Regions from separate parts of the Homo sapiens genome. Here region 1 is linked to region 2. A link is a loop called in an ENCODE intact Hi-C map of the cell type or tissue named here. Cell type or tissue: dorsolateral prefrontal cortex. All regions are shown on one strand.

The links. Peaks named below come from ENCODE experiments on the same cell type or tissue, not always from the same donor. Only the 100,000 strongest peaks of a DNase experiment are listed, where the experiment ranks them.
Region 1: a loop joins it to region 2, with 5 times the contacts of the local background. A loop is called at or near these places in 36 of 110 quality-filtered maps.

What each region holds. Positions count from the first base shown.
Region 1 is chr6:135,447,546-135,455,545 of GRCh38, reverse strand. It overlaps AHI1 (Abelson helper integration site 1), which reads left to right. Exons shown (of 29, transcript NM_001134831.2): 11 at 2,110-2,205; 12 at 7,071-7,256. Among named protein-coding and RNA genes, the nearest start is that of AHI1, 46 kb to the left of the region's middle. In dorsolateral prefrontal cortex, CTCF peaks have their summits at 3,530 and 3,734 (motif pointing left); no DNase peak of the experiment used is centred here.
Region 2 is chr6:136,221,850-136,229,849 of GRCh38, reverse strand. No RefSeq gene overlaps it. Among named protein-coding and RNA genes, the nearest start is that of MTFR2, 24 kb to the left of the region's middle. In dorsolateral prefrontal cortex, CTCF peaks have their summits at 3,246 and 3,451 (motif pointing right); a DNase peak (open chromatin) is centred at 3,449; H3K4me3 peaks cover 890 bases; H3K27ac peaks cover 1,248 bases.

The sequences.
Region 1 (8,000 bases), 770 kb after region 2:
TGCTGAGTGTTTACTATTTAACCATTTGGCCTACTTTGTATAATTTAATAATTACAACAGCTCTGTGACTGTTAACTGTAGTGAAGTGATGAATCCACTCGATATGAATGCATTTCTCCATTTTAAACCCATTTCACAAAGCATAAACTCATTTAACCATGTCAGGCACCCTAAGAATATGTGTACCACCTGGATAAATAAAGATAAATGTACACAGATCAGTTAATGCAGTTTAATATGTAACCAAAAATGATGTAGAACTTATATGTGAAGGGTTAGTGGCGGGTCAGTGGAGTCAGGGAAAGCTTTATGGAATACATGGCTTTTGAGCTGACTAGTTGTTATTATATAATTTTCTTACTGAAAATGATAACAAGGTTTGGAATAAAAGTGATTTCCCCAAAGTTACTCGAATTTTAAGTTAAAAAAAATGCGTTTGCAGATAGTTTGAACCTAGAATACCACATTTCTTTACTCTATCATGTGTTCTGTCTCCATAAGCAAAGGACAATAGAGAAAGCCCCCTTCCAGTGTAAGCTAGATGGAGAAGTTTAGCATGGGAACAGCAGGGGACTTGGCATAACCAGTGCCGAAGATTCATTTTGTAGAATTACTTGTTTTTATGATCCTTGACTTTCAGGTTGTCTATTTGTATTTATGATACAAATATTCCAATATTTACATTTGTGATTATGTTGTGTGTGATTTACATAAAGCTGTTATTGTTGAAAAATTGATATAATTTGTATCTTAAGGAATTTTTTGTCTTCAAACTTTGTCATTTGTTACAATTTTCTTCTGTATTCATTTTAGTATTAAGAGATGAAGAAGGATAGATTGTTGTATTATAAACGCTTTTGGTTGCTTCTTAAGTTTTAATGTAATATGTTATTGCCTATGCAACTGCTTTTTGATCTCAGTTTTTTAAGTGTTGAGGACAACTTGATAATGTCTCACAGTCTTTAAAACCATTATTTTACTCTTAGGTATTTATCTTAAGGAAAAAAATGACAAGTCCGTGAAGATGTGTGTGCAAGGATATTTATTTCAGCACTGTTTATAATAGCAAAAATTTTAGGGAGATAAAATAACCTACATTTAGATCAGTAAGAGATTTGGTTAAATAAGTTATAATTTTTGTTAAATTTATGGTATTTGTGACAGAATAGTAGGCAGTCATTAACATTACGGTATTCATGTGTATGTATTGACATGAAGAGATATTCACTACATACTATATGAAAATAATTTGTGAAATAGCATTATTAGATTTGTAGTTCCACACATATGTTTAGGAATGCACAGAAAAAGATTTGGCCTGCAAACTAGATGTTAATGGTGACCATCTATGGGTCTGGATTACAAGTTGTTTTTACTTTGGATCTATATATTTTTTATATTATGTTTTCACTGAGCATGTATTATATCTGTAAAAAAGATTTAGGTATCCAAAAAGCACAGATGATTGGAGTCTGTATCATTTCTTAAGCAGTCTTCTTTCTATAAAAATCTCATTTTCGCAGCTGAGCTTTTAATAAGCACCAGTAAGTTTGAAGTGATAGCCTTTGATAAATATCTAGAATACGATCTCTGTGGCAGGTTGGTTGCAAATCCATGAGCTTTAATGTCCAGACAGGATAGAGGAATGGAAGAAATCCTCTTGAGAAGCCTAATTATAACATACATCCAAAGAGAAAAACCCCAACTTCAGGAAGGTGATCCAAGACAAAGACCCAGAAATAGGGTTGTGAGTTTTTTAAACAAACAATCCTTTAAAGTCTGCTGTGATACATAAAAAACAATGAAAGCTTAAGAATTCTATGCCTATTATATTTGTACCTAGGTTATATTTGAGGTGATTAACACTTTGCTTTGGATTTGAAATAAATCATAGTATTTATTAATGAAAGATAAAATAGTCAGAAAATGGACCCTCCCTAACTGAATGAGTTAACTTTAAGGTGAATGAAATGAGATAAAAATGTTTTTATTCCCTGTAAAGGTTAATGTTTTTAAGCACTATACAAATGATTTTTTAAAGTTTTAATAATGTACCATTAGAAAATATTAAATTTTAGGTAGCTTAGTCTTCTGTGAATTTATTTGCAGATTCTTGATTTCTTAAGCGTGGATGAAATTAAGAATAATTCTGAGGTTCAAAACCAAGAATGTGGCTTTCGGAAAATTGCCTGGGCATTTCTTAAGGTATGTTTTTCATCCATTTTAAACACTTTAAAACTAGTCTTCAAATTTAGTTGGCTGCTTTCTCCCAAATCAGTTTGGTCTCATATAAGGAATTAGAATCTAAGGTAATGTTGTAGGGATGAAGAGTTACTAATTCAAGCTCAGGTTATGCTCATTCAGATTCTTAAATATTTATTGATGGCCCAGTATGTGCCAGTTACACTATTTGGTTCTGAGGATGTAGCATTAAAAAAGACACAAACAGCCATGCCATTATTTATTCAGTTCAAAAAATATTAAGACTTTTCTATGTGCCAGCTACTGTTGTCAGTGGACAAAGATGACAAATTCCTTGAACTCCTGGACTTCATATTCCAGCAACACAAACATAAAACAATTGATTTCACAATTTATCATTTAATTATAAATTTTTATAAATATCGTAAAGAGGTATAGGATGGATGATGAACTGTGGGGTCAGGGAAAACATTCCTGAGGAAGAGACACATTGCCACCGGTGGGGAAGAAATGGTCTATGGTAGAGGGTACAATATATGCAAAAACCCTGATATTTGAAGGAGCAGGGTTAATTCAGAAAATCAAAAGAAGGCCACCAAGATTGGAGGACAGAGACTAAGGGGAGAAGAATGGTGCATGAAGAGGTTGCTAAGGTCAACGGGATGTTAATTATGATGAGGTCTTCTCAGTCATTATAGCAAGAGGAAGCCATTATAGAATTTAAAGAGCAATGGGAAGCCACTGTGGGATTTTAAACAAAAGAATAAAATAATCTGATTTGTGTTTTAGAAAGATATATACTCTGTTATGTGGAGAACAGATTCTAGAGGGAGCAAATGTAGATACTTGAAAATCACATTAGGAAATTCTTAACAGTAGTCTAGGTAAAAAATGTCTTTGTACATTTGTCTTTGACTAGGTGTCTCTGACTAGGATGTCTTTGACGAGATGTTTCAGCAAAGATGAAAGGCGTAGATTGATGTTTAAAAAAGGATATTTTAATTTTGTAATTATCTTTTCCTTCAAACATCAATTTAAATTATGAAAAGTCTTGAGTAATTATTTTGTACCATCTTATAAAAACATTTTCATTTGTGAATCCATTCATTCAACAAATATGATCTATAAAATGTGAGACAGTCTGCTAAATTCAGTACATTCATAGATAAATTAGACATTGTATATAGCTGCCCTCCAATTTAATTTCTATACAGACCTGTTACCTACATTATTATGTGCTATAGAACAGATGCTGTTAAAATCCAGTTGAGACATTTAATCCATATTGGAGGTTAGAGAGAGATTTTAGAAGTTTTATAGTCAAAGGGCTGAACAGCCACCAGGTTGGCTATGGTGAGTAAGTAATTTGAGAGTGGCCTTAGCAATCACCTGGTCCAGTGTGCTATCGATGATCACCCTTTTATAAATCTGTTAATGCCTTTTTCCATAACACCTTCCATACTGATTTAGAGCAAAGAAAAAAAGCCATTAAAAAAAAAAAGCAAAAAACTCACTTTCACATAGTAAACAGTGCCATCGTGTGGTTTTATTAGAAACTGCATTTCTTTTATGCTAAGATTTGTGCAGACCTGCAGAATTTACTGTAAGTTGCACTTAGGAAGCAGTAACATATTTCAGGGCATTTCTACCTCTAAGTACTATATGGATTTTTATTTATTTATTCATCTTATGCCATTGGCAAAAATGGCAGTCAAGAATTCTTATCCCATCCCCACCCCCCAGAAAGAGTAAGGTATTCTATGTGCTTCACGTCTTCTAACACTTACCTGTCTTCTTCATTAGACTGTAAGCTTTTTAGAGTCACCAATGACTTCTTTTGGGTAAATATGTTGAACATTTTTAGTCCTTATTTTACTAGGTCTTTTTGCATTTAATATGTCACTCTCTTGAAACTCCATGCTATAATATCACCAGCTCCCAGCATATTAATGTCACATAGAAAGTGTTTGGTGAATATATATTGAGGGAATTAATCATTGATGATAGAAAGAGTGGCAAGGATAAAATTCATCTTCAAGAAAGTGGCATGACGGATGCAGTAGCTGACTCCTGTAATCCCAGCACGCTGGGAGGTGAGGTGGGCCGATCACTTGAGGTCAGGAGTTTGAGACCAACCTGGCCAATATGGTGAAACCCTGTCTCTACTAAAAATACAAAAATTTGCCAGATGTGGTGGTGTGCACCTGTAATCCCAGCTACTCGGGAGGCTGAGCGGGGAGGATTGCTTGGACACAGGGAATGGAAGTTGTAGTGACCTGTGATTGTACCACTGCACTCCAGCCTGGGTGACAGAGTGAGACTCCATCTCAAAAAAAAAGGGAAGTGGCATGAAGACAATTAAAATTTAAATCTTTTATTACCTATCCTGTTGGTACGAGGGATGTCTTGGATAATTGTTAAGTTATTACAGTAATTCAAATGAGACTTTATCCTAATTCTCAGCTATGCCTCAGATTCTCAGGTACTTTCAGTTCTTTTAGTACATATATGTGGCTATTCTTTTAAACTAAAAAGTAATAAAGCCTTATTTATCTGAGCTCTACATTATATAATTTATAACCATAATGGCAGGGTCTTGGCTGAATCTTAGTTGTTTACTCAGGCTAAGCAACGTATTAATGTAAACTAAATTGCCTGTTTAAATTAATCTATGGAAAGTATGATTTAGAAGCTGGGGAATATCTTTTTAAAATTACCGTGATAAGCTTTGGGGAGCTGTAGGAGAGTTTATCAAGGGAGTCTCGAGTGCTTATGATTTAATGACTGAACATATCTATTACTCAATTGGGAATGGTTCTTTACCCCTGTGTGTCATTTGACACTAATCACAATGTCACCCGCTCAGCTTATAACCTCCATTGTCTTTACATTCTTTCCTAAAGGGGTAGGGGAAAAGATGGGCTATATTTTGCCATCTCTTTTTCCTTGTTGATGCATCATTCCTTAACTTATCATTCCTGAACAACGTTCTGAATTTTGCCTCTGCCACTAAAGCTTCTCCAACCAAATCACTAGTGATTTCTGTTTGCTAAATATATTGAACATTTTTTAGTTATTTTGTCACATCTATGCATTTAACATATCACACTCTTGAAACTCTGTTACCTTGGTTTTCTTGACACCATCCTCTCCTAATTTTTCTTATACCATTCTTTGAGTTTCCTTCATGGTCTTCTACCTACCTCCTTAATATCAGTCTTACTCATGGTTTCATCTTTAACCCACTTTTCTTGGAACCACTTTTCTCACCTGTGCTTCAGATTTGTAAATTCAGTCACCTGCTGGACATTTCAGCTTGGATGACTTATAGATATGTCAGATTCCTCCAAACTGAGTATCCGTGCTACTCTCTCTGCCACTTCAATTGGTGGTACCACCATCTGTCCACTCTCCCAGATTTACGAACTTAGAGTTACACTGTTTTGGTAGCTACAAGTCACATGGCTGTTTGAATTCAAATTAAATATAATTAAAAATTTACTTTCACATTTGTGCTAGCCATACTTCAAGTGCAGGGTAGCCACATGTGGATTCCGTATTGGTTAGCACAAATTGGTTAGAGTATTCCCATCATTATAGAAAGCTCTCTTGGACAATACTATCTTAGAGCCTTTCTTGCCTCTTTGTTTTTTTTTACTTTCCAAGTTACATAAGTCTACAAGTAACAGTTGTTAAATGTGTTCCCTGCACTCAGTGCCTATTCTTCTAATTTAAGATATTAAGTTACATGAGTCTACAAGTAACAGTTGTTAAATACCTTCCGGGCACTCAGTGCTTATTCTTCTAATTTAAGATACTTCATGTTTTGTGTGAACTGTTGCAAAGGGTTCAAACTATCTTTCTGCTCCTAATTTGCAGAAGACATAAAGGTTAGAAAGACGTTTCATTTCCTATTTTGAGTCATGGTCTAATGAAAGAGAACGTATTCTGAGTTGGTAAGATTTTTATGTTTCTCATAAAAATCTCCATTTAGGGCCAGGCGTGGTGGCTCACAACTGTAATCCCAACACTTTGGGAGGCCGAGGTGGGCAGATCACCTGAGGCCAGGAGTTCAAGACCAGCCTGACCAACATGGCAAAACCTCTGACTATACTAAAAACACAAAAATCAACCAGGTGTGGTGGCATGCACCTGTAATCCTAGCTACTCGGGAGGCTGAGGCACAAGAATCACTTGAACCCAGAGGAGGTGGAAATTGCAGTGAGCCAAGATTTTGCCACTGCACTCCGGCCTGGATAACAGAGCGAGATTCTGCCCAAAAAAAGAGACAAAAACCTCCATTTAGTTAGCTTAAATATAAGTTTTGTTTAATAGGGTTTTAAAAATAGACCTTTGAAAGAAGATATACTAAAATACTGAAAAAAATGTAACGAATGGCTTGAATGAGTTTAATTATCTTGAAATGATTTTAACTTTTTAAAAATTTAAAACATAAAATTTTAACCATTAAAAATACTGATATTAAACAAATGGAAGATTTGTGTCTTGTGTAAATATACAGTTTAGTCTTTATCATAATTATTTCAAACATGTGTATTGATCACTTCCTTTGTTCAGCGTGAAATCTGGCACAGTAATGTAAATGCTGTACCGACAGTCTGAAATTGTTGTACACGTGAAAAGAGAGCTATCAGGAAAATATTTTAAAAGCCATTTGGGCTACCTTTTGTCAAAAATGATCTGGAAGTGTGCTTAACTAACTATTTAATGTTCTTTGCTTTTTAAAACTAAGAAATTTCAGCATGCCATATTAATCTTTTAAAAATGTTTCTGACTTTATGCTATTGCTTTATTGGATATATTTATTTTCAATGAAGGTAACATTTTATATGAATTCTTATTTTAAGCTTCTGGGAGCCAATGGAAATGCAAACATCAACTCAAAACTTCGCTTGCAGCTATATTACCCACCTACTAAGCCTCGATCCCCATTAAGTGTTGTTGAGGCATTTGAATGGTGGTCAAAATGTCCAAGAAATCATTACCCATCAACACTGTACGTAACTGTAAGAGGACTGAAAGTTCCAGACTGTGTAAGTTAATAGTACATATTAAGTGTATATCATCTAGTGTTGAAATTAAATGGTGACATAGCATGTTTTTCATTTCTAAAAAGATAAGGCCTCTAATAATAATTTTAATAGATTTCTGGGGTTATATATTAAGCCTGTAATAGCTGATATTTAAAAGATGCTTAAATGAATTTTAAATGTGAAATGTGGCTTTTAGTATTAGGAAAAATGTTTTGTTATAATTTGATTTTCAAAAATTAAAGATAAAAGGTTGATTTAAAGCAGGAGTTGAAAAATAGTTTCTGTAAAGGGCCAGATAGTAAATATTTTAGGCTTTGGCCCTGTAGTTTCAGTCAATTTTGCCTTTATAGTGTGAAAATAGCTACATAGACATATGTAGGCCATAACTGAACAAATGGGTGTGATGTGTTCCAATAAAAGTTTATTTACAAAAACAGGTAGTAGGCCAGATTTGGTGTGTGGGCTGCAGTTTGCAGACTCCTGATTTCTGGGCACATTTTTCACAATATTATTCAAATAATCAGTATGTAATGTTTCTACTGCTGCTGTTTTCCATAGATTAATATTATAAATAATCTTAGCAAAGAATTGGCCCTAAAATAAAAAAGTTTTGCTTTTGTCTAGTTTCTTGTAAGACATTAATTTTTCAGGTCATTTGCACGTTCTGTAGCTGATATGTACTGTCACCACAGGGCTGATTTGCATTGGTTTGGATGGAGTTAAATCTATTATTTGAGAAATGAG
Region 2 (8,000 bases):
GTTTCACCATGTTGCCCAGGCTAGTCTCAAATTCCTGGGTTTAAGTGATCCACCCACCTCAGCCTCCCAAAGTGGTGGGATTACTGGCATGAGCCACTGCACCCAGCCTGTGATTGTTTTTGACATTTCTTATCTAGCTACCAATAGTTTTTGTTCTTGCTGTTGTTCCTGCCCCTCTTAAACGTTTTCCCCACGCTGACTTTTCTCATTATCCTTGTAATAAGAGTTTGTTTTCTCTTGAAATAACTTTTTTTATTTCCCAAGTAGGTAGGCTTGCATTTTCAGTGTTCTAGTTTCCTTGTTCAAAAATGTGTAATCAACAATCCTTCAACAACCAGCAGGAATCTTTGGAAGATACTATCCTCTGCCAAGTGAAGTATATCATTTCTTGACAAACCCCAAGTTGGCTTTTTGGTGGGCTTTTTTGCTCTTCGTTAGAATGGATTTCCTGCCTTCCCAAAGCACATTTCAACACCAGTGATGCATTAGAATTGAGTTGACTTTATGCTTCCCTGTGTTTCGAAGTATAACTCCTGGTATCTGGGAGGACATGACCATATGCCCTAAAATCTGCAGTGGCCTAATTTTGGGCTCCCGGTAACTGTTGTGTTCACTTTAGAATTCTTGAGGATTGGGGATTCAGTTTAGGCCTTCCTCATGAGCCTATACATAAATGACCTCATGCCAAATGTTATAAAATTCAGATTTGATTACTTTAAAATTCGATGAAATTACTGTAAATGCTGCAGCTTTCTCTTGCAAGTTACGTTAATAGCTTCCTTTCCTGACTCTGAAACACTTCTCTTGCTTGCCCTGGAGAAGTCCCTTCTCCCACTTCCTCAAATGCCTTTGAGTGGGTTTCATTTCCCTCCAAACTGGGTGTTAGTTAGTGCCCTCAAACTAAGGTGTTTGAGCAAGGATGTTTCACAAAACATTCTAATAGTATTTTATATTTGGAAAAATTTTAAAAAGGGTTTTATAATATAGACTGCAAGAAGTTAATGTTCAAAATCTTGACTGGTTGATATGCAGATGGTAGTGGTTTTCAAAGCAGGGAGGGGAGACGTGACTACCTAGGAGTGTGTATCAAAATCTGGAGAGGACCCAGATTGGAAACAGTGGCATGGGCCCCCTGGGGATGGCGGATCAAAAGGTCATACTTTTATAATGACTATGTATTTGTGTTTTAATTATGAAATCTAAATAAAAATTTCCAACAGTCCATTAAGGTTCCTATAACAAAATACCGTAAACAGAGGGGCTTATAAACAACAGAAATTTATTTCTCACAGTTCTGGAGGCTGGGAAGCCCAAGATCAAGGTGCTGGCAGATTTGGTGTCTGGGGGTGGGCCTGCTTCCTGGTTCATAGAAGGCCTAGCCATCTTCTTGCTGTGTCTTCACGTAGCTGAAGGGGTGAGAGAGCTCTCTGGGGTTTTTTACAAGGGCACTAATCGCAATCACGAGGACTCCGCCCTCTTGACCTAATCATCTCCCAAAAGCCTCACCTCCTAAATACGATCACCTTGGGAGTTAGGATTTCAACGTGTGAATTTTGGGGGAACAGAAACGTTCCATCCATTGGAATTAGGTTTGGGGAGAAACAGCCATTTACACGGAGGATAATTTAGGTGGTAGCAATCGGGAAACAGCATTTTAAACAGGTTTTGCCAGATATAAAGCACACTCTCTTCTCAGATTGGAGAGGCTAAGTATACAATGGATTTATTTTAAATTGATCCTCTTCCCCTCAAAAAAACCAACCAACCAAACAAAAACAAACAAAAAACCCCACAAAACCCGAACAGGTCAAGAAGAGTGACGTGTGAGATTTTATATCAGAAAAGGGCTGTTGATTTGGTTTCTCTGGCAAGCAGGCTCTGAGTAGAGATGAATGTGCAGGACATCTCTCTGGGCGTGTCCTCAGGATAATACTCAGGTGAGGGGGCAGCTGGGCTGTGATGCAATCTCAGCAGGGCCTCAGCAGAACCCCAGGGGCTCTGGAGTGGTCCCCCATCACTCTGGGAGTGCTGAGTCTCTACACTTTCTCGTTGACTAAGTACTGGGGGGCTTGACCTTGAACAAAGCAACCTTCTTGAGCTGAGGGCAGTTTTCAGAGAGGGTTGTCAGAGGACAACCTCTGTTGAGGACAGAACATGGTGGTGCATCACAGTCCACTACAGGGGACGCGGATTCTAAAATTGTGGCAGAGCCGGACATAATAGCTTTGCCTTAAGTTCCAGAGCCTGTCTTGCATTGCAGTTAGCTTGAGTAGTACAAATTGTCCGGAATTTCCAGTACCTACTGCCTTGTTATCCTTTGACCAGACTAGTTCTTATATTTACCTTGTGGGAAATGCTTGCTTTTAAAAAATTGATGGTGGGGTTGGGTAGGAAAGCCTTCCTGTCTCTAAAGATCTATTCCTGTCAGCTCCCGAAGTGTCTGTGCCTGTGGCCTTGCTCGTGGGTCATTCCACGGTGACTTCTGCAGCTGCATGGGGAAAACTAGGGCTGGGAAAACTATGGCTGGTTGATCACAGCTTTGCCCTTTCCTCTTCCTGGAAATTCCTGTGTTTACAAGGACTCAGAGCATGAAGCAGTGATCGCATCATGGAAATGCATCGGGAGAACTGAGTTATCACTTCTCTGGGCCTCAAACTCCTCAACTGTAAAATGAGGAGGCCAAACGGAATGTGCTCCAAAGTCCAATGTACAACACTAACATTCTATGATTTACTTCTTCCAGTGAAAAAAGACACAATCACAGCTCAGCTGGGTTGCAGTTTCAGTTTTCTGCACTCTGTGTCCAATTTGGACACAGTGGGGAAGTGGTCTGTAGGTCCCAGAGAACTTCTGTTCCACTGTATTTAAGAATAAGCTGTAATTGACCTTTTAGGTGATAAAGCTCTCACTTTGGTTTTTTGTTTTTTGTTTGTTTTTGAGAAGGAGTAGTAGTTCTGTTCCTAGTGCTTGCCATGGAGGTATATCAGCACTATGCAATGCAGGCTATTGTTATCTTCATTCTACAGATGAGGAGCTAGGCATAGAGAGAGACTATCTCCACCCCAGTAGATAACCCAGGTTCTCACAGCTGATTAAGTGGCAGAGCTGGAATTTTCATTTTTTATTTTTCCCCTGAACCTGAGCCATTCTTCTGCCTCAACCTTCCAAGAAGCTGGGACTACAGGTGCGTGCCACTGTGCTGGGCTTTAAGAGCTGGGATTTGAACCCAAGCAGATGGGTTTTCCAACCCATGTTTTAAGCTCCTAGTCAACAGTTCTCATCTTATACATTTGTTTATCTATTTATTTTAGATTTTGCTGTGTCCTAGAAAGAATTTAAGGCAGTTTACAAGGATATGTATAGCACGGCAAAATAATGGAACAGGAAACTGAAAGAGGAAAAAGCCGTCAGGCTGCAGTTCTCCATATTTACCACGAGAGGACAGTATAACACCGAGAGCGCCCAGGCTGGTGGCCCCCTGCTAACCTGTTACTACGTTCAGATGAAATTATAGAAATTACGGAAAAAGCGAGGTTAGATTTAGTATTAATTGCAAAAGTAGCTTACATTTAAGGACACTAAGGAATTATAATACAGCTATATCCTTGTCAGGCCTGAGATTATTCACGTCATCAGGCCGATTCAACTGTTTTCCCAGCAAATAACATATTTTGTGAAATTCAATGATGAAAGCCAGGGATAGTATTGCTTAATTGTTAAATTTCAACACTGCAGTGGGATTCTCACAGGTTCTTTAGGTTAAGTACAACTATCGATTTCACTGCTACAAAACAGCCCAAGGCTTATTTTGAAAGACATGATTATAGTTTCTGCTTTTATAACTGGTAAAGATTGGTAAATTAGAGTGGTGGAATGTTTATTAGGTATATCATAACTAATACATGCAAATAAGGGCTTCCAAAGATATTATATTCGTTTAAAAGATCGTTTAAAATACTCGTTAAAAGACAAATGCCAAGGCAAATTATGCCAGGATGGCGCTTTGCAGACCAGAAGGTGAGTACTGCTTCTCGAGCATGGGAGACCACATTTGAAGTGGGATGAAGTGGTGGTGGTGTCTGCTGGATCCCCAAGTGTCGTGGGGGGGGACCTGGTGAGAGGTAATTGAGTCATGGGGGTGGGGTTTTCCCGTGCTGTTCTTGTGACAGTGAGTAAGTCTCATGTGATCTGCTGGTTTTATAAAGGGCAGTTTCCCTGCACCTACTCTCTTGCCTGCCACCATATAAGACATGCCTTTGCTCCTCCTTTGGCTTCCACCATGATTGTGAGGCCTCCCCAGCCATGTGGAACTGTGAGTCCATTAAACCTCTTCTTTTTTAAAATTTAATCTAATTTTATTTATTTATTTATCTATTTTATTTTACTTTAAGTTCCGGGATATATGTGCAGAAAGTGCAGGTTTGTCACATAGGTATACGTGTGCCATGGTGGTTTGCTGCACCTATGGACCCATCCTTTAAGTTCCCTCTTCTTTTTCCCCATCCCGCAACGGGCCCTGGTGTGTGTTGTTCTCCTACCTGTGTCCATGTGCTCTCATTGCTCAATTCCCAGTTACGAGTGAGAATATGTGGTGTTTGGATTTCTGTTCCTGTGTTAGTTTGCTGAGGATGATGACTTCTAGCTTCTTCCAAGCTCCTGCAAATGACATGATCTTATTCCTTTTTATGGCTGCATAGTATTCCATCGTGTATATGGACCACATTTTCTTTATTCAGTCCATCATTGATGGGCATTTGGGTTGGTTCCATGACTTTGCTATTGTAAATAGTGCTGCAATAAACATACATGTGCATGTGTTTTCATAGTAGAATGATTTATATTCCTTTGGGTATATACTCAGTAATGAGATTGCTGAGTCAAATGGTATTTCTGGTTCTAGATCCTTGAGGAATCACTGTACTGTCTTCCACAATGGTTGAACTAATTTACATTCCCACCAACAGTGTAAAAGCATTCCTGTTTCTCCACAGCCTCGCCAGCATCTGTTTCTTGACTTTTTAATAATCACCATGCTGACTGGCGTGAGATTGTTATTTCATTGTGGTTTTGATTTGCATTTCTCTAATGATCAGTGATGTTGAGCTTTCTTTCATATGTTTGTTGGCTGTGTAAATGTCTTCTTTTGAGAAGTGTCTGTTCATATCCTTTGCCCACTTTTTGATGGGGTTGTTTGATTTTTTTCTTGTAAATTTGTTGAAGTTCCTTATAAATTCTGACTATTAGATCTTTGTCAGATGGGTAGATTGCAAAAATTTTCTCCCATTCTGTAGGTTGCCTGTTCACTCTGATGATAGTTTCTTTTGCTCTGCAGAAGCTCTTCAGTTTAATTAGAAACCGTTTGTCAATTTTGGCTTTTGTTGCAATTGCTTTCAGCATTTTAGTCATGAAGTCTTTGCCCATGCCTATGTCCTGAATGGCATTGCCTAGGTTTTCTTCTAGGGTTTTTATGGTTTTGGGTTTTACATTTAAGTCTTTAATCCATCTTGAGTTAATTTTTGTATAAGGTATAAGGAAGGGGTCCAGTTTCAGTTTTCTGCATATGGCTAACCAGTTTTCCCAGCACCATTTATTGAGTAGGGAATCCTTTCCCCATTGCTTGTTTTTATCAAGTTTGTCGAAGATCAGATGGTTGGAGATGTGTGGTGTTATTTCTGAGGCCTCTGTTCTGTTCCATTGGTCTATATGTCTGTTTTGGGATGAGTACCATGCTGTTTTGGTTACTGTAGCCTTGTATACTTTGAAGGCAGGTAGCGTGATGCCTCTAGCTTTGTTCTTTTTGCTTAGGATTGTCTTGGGTATACAGGATCTTCTTTGATTCCATATGAAATTTAAAGTAGTTTTTTTTTTTTGTTTGTTTTTTGTTTTTTTGAGACGGAGTTTCGCCCTTGTTGCCCAAGCTAGAGTGGTGCAGTGGTGCGATCTTGGCTCACCTCAACCTCCACCTCCTGGGTTCAAGCAATTCTCCTGCCTCAGCCTCCCGAGTTACTGGGATTACAGGCATGTGCCACCATGCCTGGCTAATTTTGTATTTTTAGTAGAGATTGGGTTTCTCCATGTTGGTCAGGCTGGTCTGGAACTCCCGACTTCAGGTTATCTGCCTGCCTCGGCCTCCCAAAGTGCTGGGATTACAGGCGTGAGCTACCGCGCCTGGCCTAAAGTAGGTTTTTCTAATTCTGTGAAGAATGTCAATGGTAGTTTGATGGGAATAGCATTGAATCTATAAATTACTTCGGGCAGTATGGCCATTTTCACAATATTGATTCTTCCTATCCGTGAGGATAGAATTTTTTCCATTTGTGTCCTCTCTTATTTCCTTGAGCAGTGGTTTGGAAATAAGAGAGGACCTTGAAGAGGTCCTTCACATCCCTTGTAGCTGTATTCCTTGGTATTTTATTCTCTTTATAGCAATCGTGAATGGGAGTTCATTCATAATTTGGCTCTCTGCTTGCTTATTGTTGGTGTAAAGAAATGCTTGTGAGTTTTGGACATTGATTTTGTATCCTGAGGCTTTGCTGAAGTTGCTTATCAGCTTAAGGAGTTTTTGGGCTGAGATGATGGGGTTTTCTAAATATAAAATAATGTTGTCTGCAAACAGAGACAATTTGATTTCATCTTTCTTTTTTTTTTGAGATGGAGTCTCACTCTGTTGCCCAGGCTGGAGTGCAGTGGCGTGATCTCGGCTCACTGCAATCTCCGCCTCCTGGGTTCAAGCAATTCTCTGCCTCAGACTCTTGAGTAGCTGGGATTACAGGTGCCTGCCACCATGGCTGGCTAATTTTTTTGTATTTTAGGTAGAGACAGGGTTTCACCATCTTGTCAGGCTGTTCTTGAACTCCTGACCTCGTGATCCTCCTGCCACGGCCTCCCAAAGTGCTGAGATTACAGGCATGGGCCAACGTGCCCGGCCTGACTTCCTCTCTTCTTATCTGAGTACACTTTCTTTTTTTCTCTTGCCTGATTGCCCTGGGCAGAACTTCCAACACTATGTTGAATAGGAGTGGTGAGAGAGGGCATCCTTGTTTTGTACTGGTTTTCACAGGGAAAGCTTCCTGCTTTTGCCCATTCAATGTGATATTGGCTGTGGGTTTGTCATACATAGCTCTTATTATTTTGAGATATGTTCCATCAATACCTAGTTTATTGAGGGTTTTTAACATGAAGGGATGTTGAAGTTTATCAAAGGCCTTTTCTGCATCTATTGAGATAATCATGTGGTTTTTGTCTTCGGTTCTTTTTATGTGATGGATTACATTTATTGATTTGTGTATGTTGAACCAGCCTTGCATCCCAGGGATGAAGCCGGCTTGATCATGGTGGATAAGTTTTTTGATGTGCTGCTGGATTTGGTTTGTCAGTGTTTTATTGAGGATTTTTGCATCAGTGTTCATCAGGGATATTGGTCTGAAGTTTTCTTTGTGTGTGTGTGTGTGTGTGTCTCTGCCAGGTTTTGATATCAGGATGACGCTGACCTCATAAAATGAGTTAGGGAGGAGTCCCTTCTTTTCAATTGTTTGGAATAGTTTCAGAAGGAATGGTATTGTCTCCTCTTTGTGCCTCTGGTAGAATTTGGCTGTGGTCATGGGCTTTTTTTGGTTGGTAGGCTATTAATTACTACCTCAATTTCAGAACTTGTTATTGGTCTATTTAGGGACTCGACTTCTTCCTGGTTTAGTTTTGGGAGTGTATGTGTCCAGGAATTTATCCATCTCTTCTAGATTTTCTAGTTTATTTGTGTAGAGGTGTTTATAGTATTCTCTGATGGTAGTTTGTATTTCTGTGGGATCCGTGGTGATATCCTCTTTATCATTAAAACTCTTTTTCTTTATAAATTACTCAGTCTTGGGTGTGTCTTTATTAGCAGTGTGAGAACTAATACAACTCATTTTGAAGAATTTACTCATTTTTCAGAATTCCTGGTAAGAGTGTTGTCAGTAAATCAGTCATAAGACTTTAAAATAATCAACATATGTTGTGACCAA